Regions from separate parts of the Homo sapiens genome. Here region 2 is linked to region 1. A link is an interaction called in ENCODE POLR2A ChIA-PET data of the cell type or tissue named here. Cell type or tissue: A673. All regions are shown on one strand. Links, peaks and the distances in the headings refer to the core of each region. The heading gives the core; the rest is flanking DNA.

What was found. ChIA-PET counts read pairs that join two places held together with the same protein. Peaks named below come from ENCODE experiments on the same cell type or tissue, not always from the same donor. Only the 100,000 strongest peaks of a DNase experiment are listed, where the experiment ranks them.
Region 2: POLR2A ChIA-PET joins it to region 1 with 7 read pairs; 1 of 35 experiments calls an interaction of 5 or more read pairs at or near these places.

What each region holds. Positions count from the first base shown.
Region 1 is chr2:177,218,847-177,224,161 of GRCh38, reverse strand. HNRNPA3 (heterogeneous nuclear ribonucleoprotein A3) reads right to left here. Exons shown (of 11, transcript NM_194247.4): 9 at 5,003-5,125; 10 at 4,848-4,915; 11 at 203-4,754. The coding sequence ends at 4,863. Among named protein-coding and RNA genes, the nearest start is that of HNRNPA3, 8.7 kb to the right of the region's middle. In A673, for the core only: no CTCF peak of the experiment used is centred there; no DNase peak of the experiment used is centred there; H3K27ac peaks cover 870 bases.
Region 2 is chr2:176,641,341-176,646,722 of GRCh38, reverse strand. The region is part of intron 2 of LINC01117 (long intergenic non-protein coding RNA 1117); the gene reads right to left. Among named protein-coding and RNA genes, the nearest start is that of LINC01117, 6.3 kb to the right of the region's middle. RefSeq lists a silencer at 4,401-4,490. In A673, for the core only: no CTCF peak of the experiment used is centred there; a DNase peak (open chromatin) is centred at 2,872; H3K27ac peaks cover 804 bases.

The sequences.
Region 1 (5,315 bases), core at 316-5,315:
GTTTATCCTTTTTTCCCCCTCAAAGGTTCATAGATTCCTCACATGTATCACCCAAATATCTCATATATTGTCTTTCAAGACCTATTTTAGGCAACAAGGGTTGATAACTTTAAAAATTATTTTTCCTTCCATGCCTATTTCCCATGGCTTGTTTCCCATATAATAGAATCCACATCTTTAAAAATAACTGATAAAGGCTCACTCCAAGTTTCCTGTTGTTTTATTACTTACTGGTAAAATAAGTCAAAATATTCACCTATAGTGTTTAAGTCACATGAACATTGTGAAGTGACAAAACAACACACACATTTCTAAAAATATTTTAATGAAAAAGTTATCTTTCTGTAAACATTTCATTATACTACAAATGAAACATCTGAATCCATTACAGAACACTTCTGAATTCTTAAAAATCAGAAAACATACTTAAGTTTTAAAGTAATTTTGAATATTTAGATAGGCTAACAATCCTTACATTACCCTTGCACACTGGCATGCTTATTCACTAATTTGTGACATTACTGGAACTCCCAAGATACTGTCAGGTTTCAATTTGTGATTATTATATACTGGAACTCTTAAAACCAAGCCTATTTCAATTAGTTACTTAACAAATATACTTTATTACCACATATTCTCCTTTAGGACATGAGTATAAATTCAGCTTTTTAGAAGTGTAATATTAGAAGCAGTAACTTACAAATTGGTTTAACAAAATCAGTTAAATCTGCCCCAATCACTTATATAACAACTTTTTTTTTTTTACTGCTGCTACAACTTCTGAGAATACTGTAGTTTTCAGAAACGACAATGGAACTGTTTAAATAAAATAATTTTATTTCATAAAAAGAAATAAACTAGAAAGAACAATGCCCTTAAAAAAAAAATGTTTGCTTCACTAAAACCATGTTGTGAAGGAAATTCATCAAAGGCTGTTACCTTATTCAACACGCGTAGAAATTGGGTTCTGATTTAAATAGAGCCAACCAGTCATTTTCTGAGACTAAACTCTGGCAAACTGCTTCTTCATGTAGGGAATTGATAATTTAGAAACTAGTTTGCATTTTCAGTATGTCTCCAAAGGATTTTTTTTTTTAAGTAAACTATCCGACTAAATTGTTAAGCCCTTTTGGGGCAGCAAAAACAGCCCTTATTACCCATCAACAACCAGTTTGAACGGTAATTCAGTGTTCTTTGGGAAAATGTGTTTTTACAAAGGAGCAGTAATTAGGCCCCCACTGCTTAACAGATGAACCAAAACAAAAAAGGAACGAAAATGTAACCTATTGGTCCAATGAATTCCCTGAATTTAAATGCAAGACAACTTATGAGGCCACTTGAAGACCAACCTTTACCCATGACATCTGGTAACTTTTCTTCTTTGAGATGGGGTCACCCAGGCTGGAATACAGTGGGGCAGTCAGCTCACTGCAGCCTCGACTGCCTGATATCAAGGCAGCCTCCCAAATAGCTGGGACTACAGATGTGTATCACCAAGCCCAACTAATTTTTCTATTTTTTGTTGACAGGCTCTCACTATGTTGCCCAGGCTCGTCTCAAATTCCTGGACTTGGGATCCATCTGCCTCAGCCTCCCAAAGTGCTGGGATTACAGGCGTGAGCCACTGTGCCTGGCCCTGGTAACTTTTAATGTTCCTTTGAAGGTGTTTTCCTAGTATGAGGATGGGCAGCTTACTGAGTCTGTTGTGTGTCATGCTTACACACCAAAACGGTTTTCACAAAAGCTGAAACCACTTTACCAAAAATTGAGTTTACCCTGAAGACACAAAAAATGAATTGTATACACAAGGAGTCACAACTGACTTGATATGAATACTTATGGCTATTTCGCAGGGGAATTTTTAAAACTAAGGTTTAAAACGTGTAGGACATGGTACCAAGGTAGTTTTCAGTTGAAGAATTTTTCCAATGTGCCTACTAGAGAGGGACAAAGTTGTGAAATATGTAATGTAGACTTGCAGGGAAACAAATGGTGTCATCAGGTTTTACTGTCAACTACAAACCTTACCCAGCCAGAAACCTTCGTATTTTAGATGGTAGGAAAGACATTCCTCATTTAGGCAAGTAGGGTTCTCATTCAACCTGCAAATCAAAAAGATTACTCTTACCTTGCTTTACAAAAAATTACTCTTTAATTAGTGAAAAAATTCAAATTCAAGCCTTACCTAATGCTTATTGCCCTTCCTTGCAGGTCTAAATGCTAGACCTAGTGACTGTGGCAACTATCTCTCATTGATGTTCCAAAAGGCGAAGAGCTCCTTCCTGCTAGACTTTCTTCGATATTTCAGTTGTAATAAGCAGATTTAACTAGCTTTTGGAAAGTTGCTCACTATCATCATAGTATCTTATGCCTTCACTTCTCTGTAGTTGAAGCTCTTGCTGCTGCCTTGTCATTCTTTATTTATGCTGACTTGTCCAAACACAAAAGGCTGCTGAAGTCCTGTCTTAGTGAGTTTCTGTGATCCACACTGTGCTTAAAAAGCACATCTTAGGTCCTTTAAAGGTGGTTAAATCGCTCTCCTCATGGCTTACTTTTCCACACTGTTCACAAGAGCTAAGCTAATACAACTTATAAACAGGTCACATACACAGATTTCACCTGCTTATAGGTTGTAAACATCAACTTACTGTAAATGTTTTCACTATAATACTAGTTCCAGAACATAGAAAGTTGGTTAACAGTACAATTAACCTCATGCCATTAAAGGATACTGTCAAGGTTGTGTCAAACAATTTCACAAACATAAAACAGGAAATGTTAATCTCCCCCATTCCTTTAAACTTTATTTATATGAATAAAAGAACTTGAGACAATTTAGCTCAATTTTAATGTTTCCCAAGCATTATTTTGACCAGGTACCCAGGTTTAAGTTATGAACATTGACAGTGTCCATTATATAACCACACTTGAAGTTATTTAGGACTTAACCATTTTCTAATATTAGCCTATTTTCTACACTGCTTTTCACATATATGCCCATTAACAAATGGAATGTCTGTTACATTTATTGGTTTGTGAATGTTTCTGGAAAACTGCAGTATGTGTGAAGACCAATTTCCATGCTGGCATTGCATGCATCCAAATATTAATGCACAGAGGCACAGAATTAGAGCAACAAGAGAGCATATTCAAACACTAGCACACCCCATTCCCCTTTTTATTGCTTGTTTGCTTAGTACTTCTTAAAACAAAAGACTTGAATTCAACGTTCAACTACCAAAGAGAGTAACAGCAGGGCACATACTCAGGGCTCGAATGAAACTGTAAGCACTAGCTGGAGCAAAACAGTAGACATTGGTTTATATTAATATATGTATATATGACCTTATTAACTAAAACTCTTCTCAACCAGGGCCTTCCAAACAAATTGGTAACAACATGATTTATGTTGAAATATACACAAGAAATAACAGTGTGTTCTTTGGGAATTTAAGAACTCAGACTATCCAAATTTGAATTCAGGTCTGTAGGAAGTGAGAAGCCTGTACTAAGCAACTGTGCTACATTTCTGCTGCAGTTAGGTTATTTTGGACAATTATACCTGAACTATCCTTGGTTTCATCCAGCAAAATGTATAGAATACAAACAGGAAAGCATGCCAGCCAGTTAGGGGTTTAATAACACATGATTTTTATTCTCTTGCTCTGAAAACTTGTATCAAAAAAAAGAATTTAAAGTAACTCAAGATTTATGGGCCTCTTGTGCTTTAAATAAGAAAAAAAAGGTACCCACTAATTTGCTCAGATATAGCAGGCTTAATGGTTCTATATTTTCAAAAGTTTTTAAGAATGGTTTCTAACGTAGGAGAGGGAAAACATCCACCATCCCTTTTCAGAATTTAAATGGAGGGCAGTAAACATTCTTTACACCCAAAACCTATGGCAGCAGTTCAAATTTGACCAAGGTAAATGTAGAATAGAGATGTTCTAAACACAGCTAGGACTCAGCAAGTCTAACACACTAAAATCATATGATTACATTTTAAAAGAAAATGCACAAAAACCAAATAGAAATTTTGAGATTTTTTTTCATTTGAAGGTAATCTTAATGCTATTAAATTCACAAATGCTAATTTAAATACCCAATCCTATTTATCTAAAACACACATTGCAAACACACAAATTATCTATTCTCTCCACATGTCAGCGCCCATTCATATCATGGTTTGGAAATGGGGAGAATAGATTCCCCTTAAACTGCAAGTCAGCAGGTGTTTCTTTACAGTTAACTTTAGCAAAATTCATACAAAATAGTAATTAACAATGATCTTCTTTACTTGTTAACTCACAAGGAAACACCTTCGAAACTGCATTTTGTTAAAGTTTCTGTACTAAAATGTAGAAAAACTGAACTACACAAATATTGAAAAGTTAAAAATTCCTTAATTTTTTATTCCTGGTACCACTACCACAATTTACAGGGCAATATACCTGATGTAATGAAAAGAAAAAGAAAAAGACAAAGCTACAACAGATAAAAGACCTCAGGAATGTACATCTAATTGACACTACATTGCATTAATCAATAGCTGCACTTTTTGCAAACTGTGGCTATGACAGTCCTGAACAAGAAGGGTTTCCTGTTTAAGCTGCAGTAACTTTTCTGACTATGGATCATCGTTCCTTCTGTGGCAGATTTTTACAGTTCCTCTAATGCATTTGGGACGACTGTCTCAAAGTAACCTGCAGCTTTCCTGACAACTCCTCGCTCTCTCTCCTGCTAAGAACTGTAGCCTGTTGAATAATACAGGATAAAAAAATTATTACACTCAGTGAACAGTTCCACATATTCTTTTATCATCATAATAAAAATTTAAAGATACCTACCCTTTTCTGCTGTTTTTAGAACCTTCTGCTACCATATCCACCACTTCCACCACCAGATCCATAACCACCTGAAAATATACATAGTATTTTAAAAGAAGTATGCACATTTTTTAAATTAAAAAGGCTCTAAAGAATTGATTTAAGAAAGTACTTACCACCATAGGGACTGCCCGAGCTTCTTCCACCAAAACTGCCCCCTTTCATGGGTCCATAATTTGATTGCTGTTGTCCACTATAATTTCCAAAATCATTATAGTTCCCACCACCACCATAGTTACCTGAAATCAGAAAGGTTTTATGTGTGGTTTACCTACACAATCATCATTTTCCCCTTTTAACGTATGTAACTATTATCTTTTGAGAATTATGGTAGCATGCTTATACACATCACTGTGGTAGCACCACTTGGGGTAACTGATGTCAGGATATTAAAAGACCATCAACATTTTGTTTATATTAAATGCTGTC
Region 2 (5,382 bases), core at 246-5,245, 580 kb after region 1:
CACACTAGCAGGCTTCTTGATCTCTTTACTGTTGTTTGTTTGTCTTAATTCTACTCCCATTTGCCACGTATTCAACTGTTTAATACTAGTATTCTACCCCTTGTCTATACCCATGATGCAAATTGGGGTTCAGCCGTGAAATGATTGTTAGAAACAGTTAAGACTCAATGGAGGGGAGACTGGAGATTGTCAAACCTGCGCTCTCCAGAGCAGCCAGCAGAGCGCTTTGGGGATAGAAGGAGCTTTGGGCAGGGGTTCTGTCACAGAAGCTCTGTCAGGTCAAGCTGGTCGGTTGGAAATAATGAGTCAATCTAGCCAGGCCATCAGGGAGGTGTTAGGAGACATTCAGTGAAAAAAACTTCTACCAACTTGGATGTTTTCCATAAAAGAACTAGTTAACTAGATTTTCCATTTCTAGCTGGCTGCTTTGCAGTATAATGAAAAGGAATTTCCATATGATTGGGTTGATGGGCTAGCCATCCCTAACCCCACACAACCACCTGTGCCACATCACTCCTGGCTATCAAAACCACATACCAACCACCACCACCTACCCCATTTAAAAACAAAATCCTCATTAGAATCAACAAGAGAAAATAAACTTGCTTTGGAGGTGGTGGTATTGTTCATTTCATACATTCACTCAACAAACATTCACTATGAAACTCTTCGGTGTCATCTACTGAATAACTCTACACATGCAAGTTGGTAGGAAAAAAATGCTGCTGAAGGAACTCTTAAGGGAAAAAATTATCAAAGTTGTAGCATTACAAATACAAGTTTCAGCCTTGGGAGAATACAAAACCTAAAGAAAACAAGGCTGTTTTCCTCTAATGTATGTCACGGATGAGGACAGAGTGTTTCAGGTAATGCCACTGATGAAGATGATGAGCTGATGTGGATGCTGGTGCTGCCATTCACATGGTGAGGGCTCACTACATGCCTGGCACTGTGCACAATACATCGGTTATTTAATTGCTGTAACAAACCTGTTAAGTTGGACTCATTATTTCCATTTTACAGATGAGAAAACTGAGGCCCAAAGAGGCTAAGTAGCATCTAGCACTAGTGACATGTAGTAAATGGAGGAATCCAGATTGAACTTCACAGTCATCTCGCTCCAAAGCCCATAGCACTTTGCCTTCTTTCTAATTTGGTTGACTTGCTTTTGCTTGAGGCCATTTAATAGCCAAGTCAAAATCTAAGTGATTTTCACTCACACATGTGAGAACTGGGTGAATGCTTTTGAAGCTAGGTCTGGGGAAGACGATTAAGATGATCTGTTAACTGCATATTTAAATGCAACATTCCCACGTATTGTCTGAATCTTAGTAATATTTCCTGGGCTCCAAATCTCATTCTTTGTGTTCTCTTTTACATCAGACCTCTCCAAAGAGGTGCCACAGATGTAATGCTGCAGGTCCCAAAGGTGCTGCCCTTCATGTCCAAATGGCACAGCACTGCCCTAAAGCTGGCCCCTTAGCAGCTGTGACAGTCAGGGAGCAACCCCCACATGTGCAGCTTAGCAGGATGCCACCCAGAGGTCTGAGACACTGTCAGGGAAGAAGAAACAATGGAGGAGAAAAGAAGAGAAGGTGAGGGCAGCATAGACAAGAAAGCAAGGGAGAGAGAGGGAGAGAAAACTGCAAACAGCCATCTGCCGCCGCCTCCCAACTGGCCTCCCCAACCACAGGCCAGTCTCCTTCCAAGTCCCTCAGCAGAGAGCTGCATTCAGAAAGAAGCAAATGAGGGACGTGGAGGCAGAAAACCCGGAAGTCTTGGCTTGTCATCTGAAACGTTTGAACTCGGGCAAGCCATGAACCTCTCTGGGTCTCAGTTTCCTCATCTGTAAAAATGAAATAAGGATAAGGTCCATTTCACCAAATATTGAACACCTAATGAGATCATGTATTTTTAACAGCTTTATCGAGTTGTAACGGACATATAATAAACTGTACATGTTAAGCGATGATGCATTTGAAAAGAAGCATTTGTAAACCATAAAACTTTCATCTCTACCAGGCTCAGATTCCCACAGTAGCTCCCTAATTTCTTTAAGCCATTTTCTGTCTGGTTTTTAGGAGTCTTCATAACTGGTCTGCACCTTATCCAGCCACCTCATTTCTCACCATTTTCCACTACAGACTCTGATAACAATGAGGCCAGCCTTCTTCATTCAGCATTCTCTCCACTGGTTCTTCCCTGGAACACCAACAATGACCACCAAGCCCCTCTGCTCATCTTCAGCATCTTCATTCTCCTGCATTTGTTCAGCCATTGAACCCTGAACACTCTGACAAACACTGTCCTATGTACTGGGGATGCTTCTGGGAGCAAGAAAGACAAGTTCACTGCCATCAAGGGCCCTCCGAGAGCTCTTGACAGTAAACAGGGTGTTCCCCTGCCAGCATCCTCCTCCCTAGGTGAATCCTCCAGCTCTGATGCTCTCTCCTCTATGATTTCTCTTTTAATTACCATTAACTCATTATCTTATCTTTTTTCCTACAGCTCTTGTAGGCTGTTTCGTATAATTTAGGGTATGATTTTATTTTTTAAAATTCTCACCTAAAAAGCACCACCCAGGAAACTGTTTTTTTTTTTTTTCCATATTCTTATAACCCAGAGTAGACATCAAATGCTTGTTGATTTCAGAAGAGCATATCAGAAAAGCTGGGCACATGTGAGAAACTTTCCCAGGGAACAGGACCCACCATTGCCCCTCAGTGGCACCTGTATGGTAGGCTGGTCGGCCCTGCTGGGAGGGCGGCACTAGTGAGGACAGTCTGATTCACGGCTTGTCCAAAGCCAACCACAGGGGAAGCCATGCTCAAGGACATCTTCCTGCTGCCGGCAAAAGACGAGTGTCTCCTAGCAACCAGCTTCCAGTGGCTTCCTGTCCTGGGAGCCTCCCTGTGCTCACTGCTTTACGTCCTGGGGTTTTGTATTTTGGCCTTGCTAATCACTATTTTTATTCTAGATTCTGGAAATTGAGGAATAAATGCAGGCTAGCTGCTGACGTTCAAGCGGAGACACTATTTCATTCATAACCTCCTTTCAGCAACCACTCATGACTTTCATGGAACGGAATGTTTGGTCTTAGTCTAAAAAGGGTAAATATATTTTTTAAAGATTCCATTTATATCAAGACAGTTGGTTTGAAAGATACATAAAAAAGGAAAAGCACACATTCTTTCCATCAAATAATCAAAAAGTACTGACCTTTTCAAAACAGATACACTATCATTCAAAACCTGTTACAGCAATAAACTCTAACTTGGCAAGTTCACAGATGCAGAAAGAAAGGCAAGGCAAATTTGAAGAAAATGGTTCAAAGGTCCTTGAAAGTTGTGGTGGCTTAAAATTATGTCTGCTGCAATATGGATTGAGCATTTATTTCCTCCATGTTCTTCCTAGAGAGTCTAACCTCAGTTTCAAGATATACAGTGCTACATTTTTATTTTGGTGGGATTGAACTCTGCAGTTCATGTTGCTTTTTAATGTTTTCTCTTGTTTTTATCAAATATTCATCAATACACAAATTCCTCATCTGTTAAAAAATTAATCAGACTTCACAGTGAAGAGCTGGAAACTATAAGTATATCCTTTATTCAAAAAAACCCATAAATTTAATTTAAGGTGTGATTACTTTTCTCTTTCAATAAGAAAACTCAAAGACTTAAGGTGAGTTGAGTGCCCAGAGTTAAATGCATGAGAGGGCTGGTAAACCCCAGAACTCTTTTCCAGCAAAGCCACCAAAGCCTGGTACTGCCTGGGGTTCCCTGAGCAGCAAGTTGAGGTTTGGAGTCTGCCACTGCTGTATTTATGTAGTGAGCTCGGTCTCTGCAGACTTGTGAGTTCTTTGGAGGTATCCCTCAATTCCTCCCCCCATTTCCGTCCCCCTGTCCCAGCAATAACAGCCACAAAGTCATAAGTCCAAGATTAATTCTAACTGTTTTGGCTGTAGTAGACTCTCTCTAAACCTAAGAATGACTTCTGCCTTCTCAGGGATAGTATAGGATTTACCAGGTGGAGCCAGTGACTTCCATCTTTTCAGCATCTACTTTTGAAATTTATCCTTGGATGGAGTTTTTTTTTTTTTTTTTTTTGAGACGGAATCTCGCTCTGTCGCCCAGGCTGGAGTGCAGTGGCGGGATCTCGGCTCACTGCAAGCTCCGCCTCCCGGGTTCACGCCATTCTCCTGCCTCAGCCTCCCAAGTAGCTGGGACTACAGGCGCCCGCCACTACGCCCGGCTAATTTTTTGTATTTTTTTAGTAGAGACGGGGTTTCACCGTTTTAGGATGGAGTTTTTAATAGGGGGTGTTGCACATTCCTTAGAATAACTCACAGGCTCCTTAGCTTCCTCTTTTGGGGTTCTGTACATATTTGTTTCAGGGGTACAGAATGAATCACATGGCTACAGCAGAGCACTCTTGCATGACTCTTGCTTACTCATTAAAGAAACTCGTACATGAATCAAGGCTTTCCTTATGGTCTCAGGCTGTTCTTCATTCCCTGAAATGGTCAGAACACCCATCAAGTATCTTGGAAGAATGCATATCTTTAAAGGCCATAAAGAAAGAACGTTTGGTTAAAAGGAAAAACTGCTCTGCCACCCACTTGTCTGAGTTCTCCTTTCTTCATCTTTAATCAATATGTACATCTGTTCACTTGATGTTTTAATACTAGTTGAGGTAAATTCAGCTTCATCATGTTTTTCCACAGAGGGGAAAAAAGTAACCCTGACTTTTCCTCTGGGCCTTTTCAAATATCTACATGTAGTGGTGGAATGAGCGGAGGACAGGAAAGACCCTGGGAGGCAGGCCTGTGTCTCACCCCACTGGGCCTAGTATTCCAACCACCGCACAAGACTAATTCAAGAATAATAGGCCTGGGTTCCAGCCTTAATCATTTCCATTTTCATTATGGTTTACACATTAATTGTAAATGACCAGATTGATTAGGGACTCTTTAAAGCCAAACAGATTGGGAGGCAGTGCAGGGTAGTGCTAACTGTATATGTTTGACATTTCCATAGACCTGGACTAAACATCCAGACCTGTCATTTACTAGCTGTGTGACCTTGGGAAAGTCACTAGGCTTCTCTGAGCCTCATATTTTCCTTACCTATACAATAGGGATTGTAACTACCTGTATGAAAATTAGTGTGAATAAAATGAAACAATGTATGGAAAAGATTTCGCATAGTGCCTGTAACCATCGTTTATTGAATAAAAGACTGTAATGCATACTGCTCTGATATGTGTGGCATACTGTCTTACCAATTGTCTATTACTTATGTACAAAGCACTGTGGTAAGTGCTATAGAGACCCCTCAAAATTTCGGATGCTCTTTTCTCAAAAGCTTTATAACCCAATTGTTA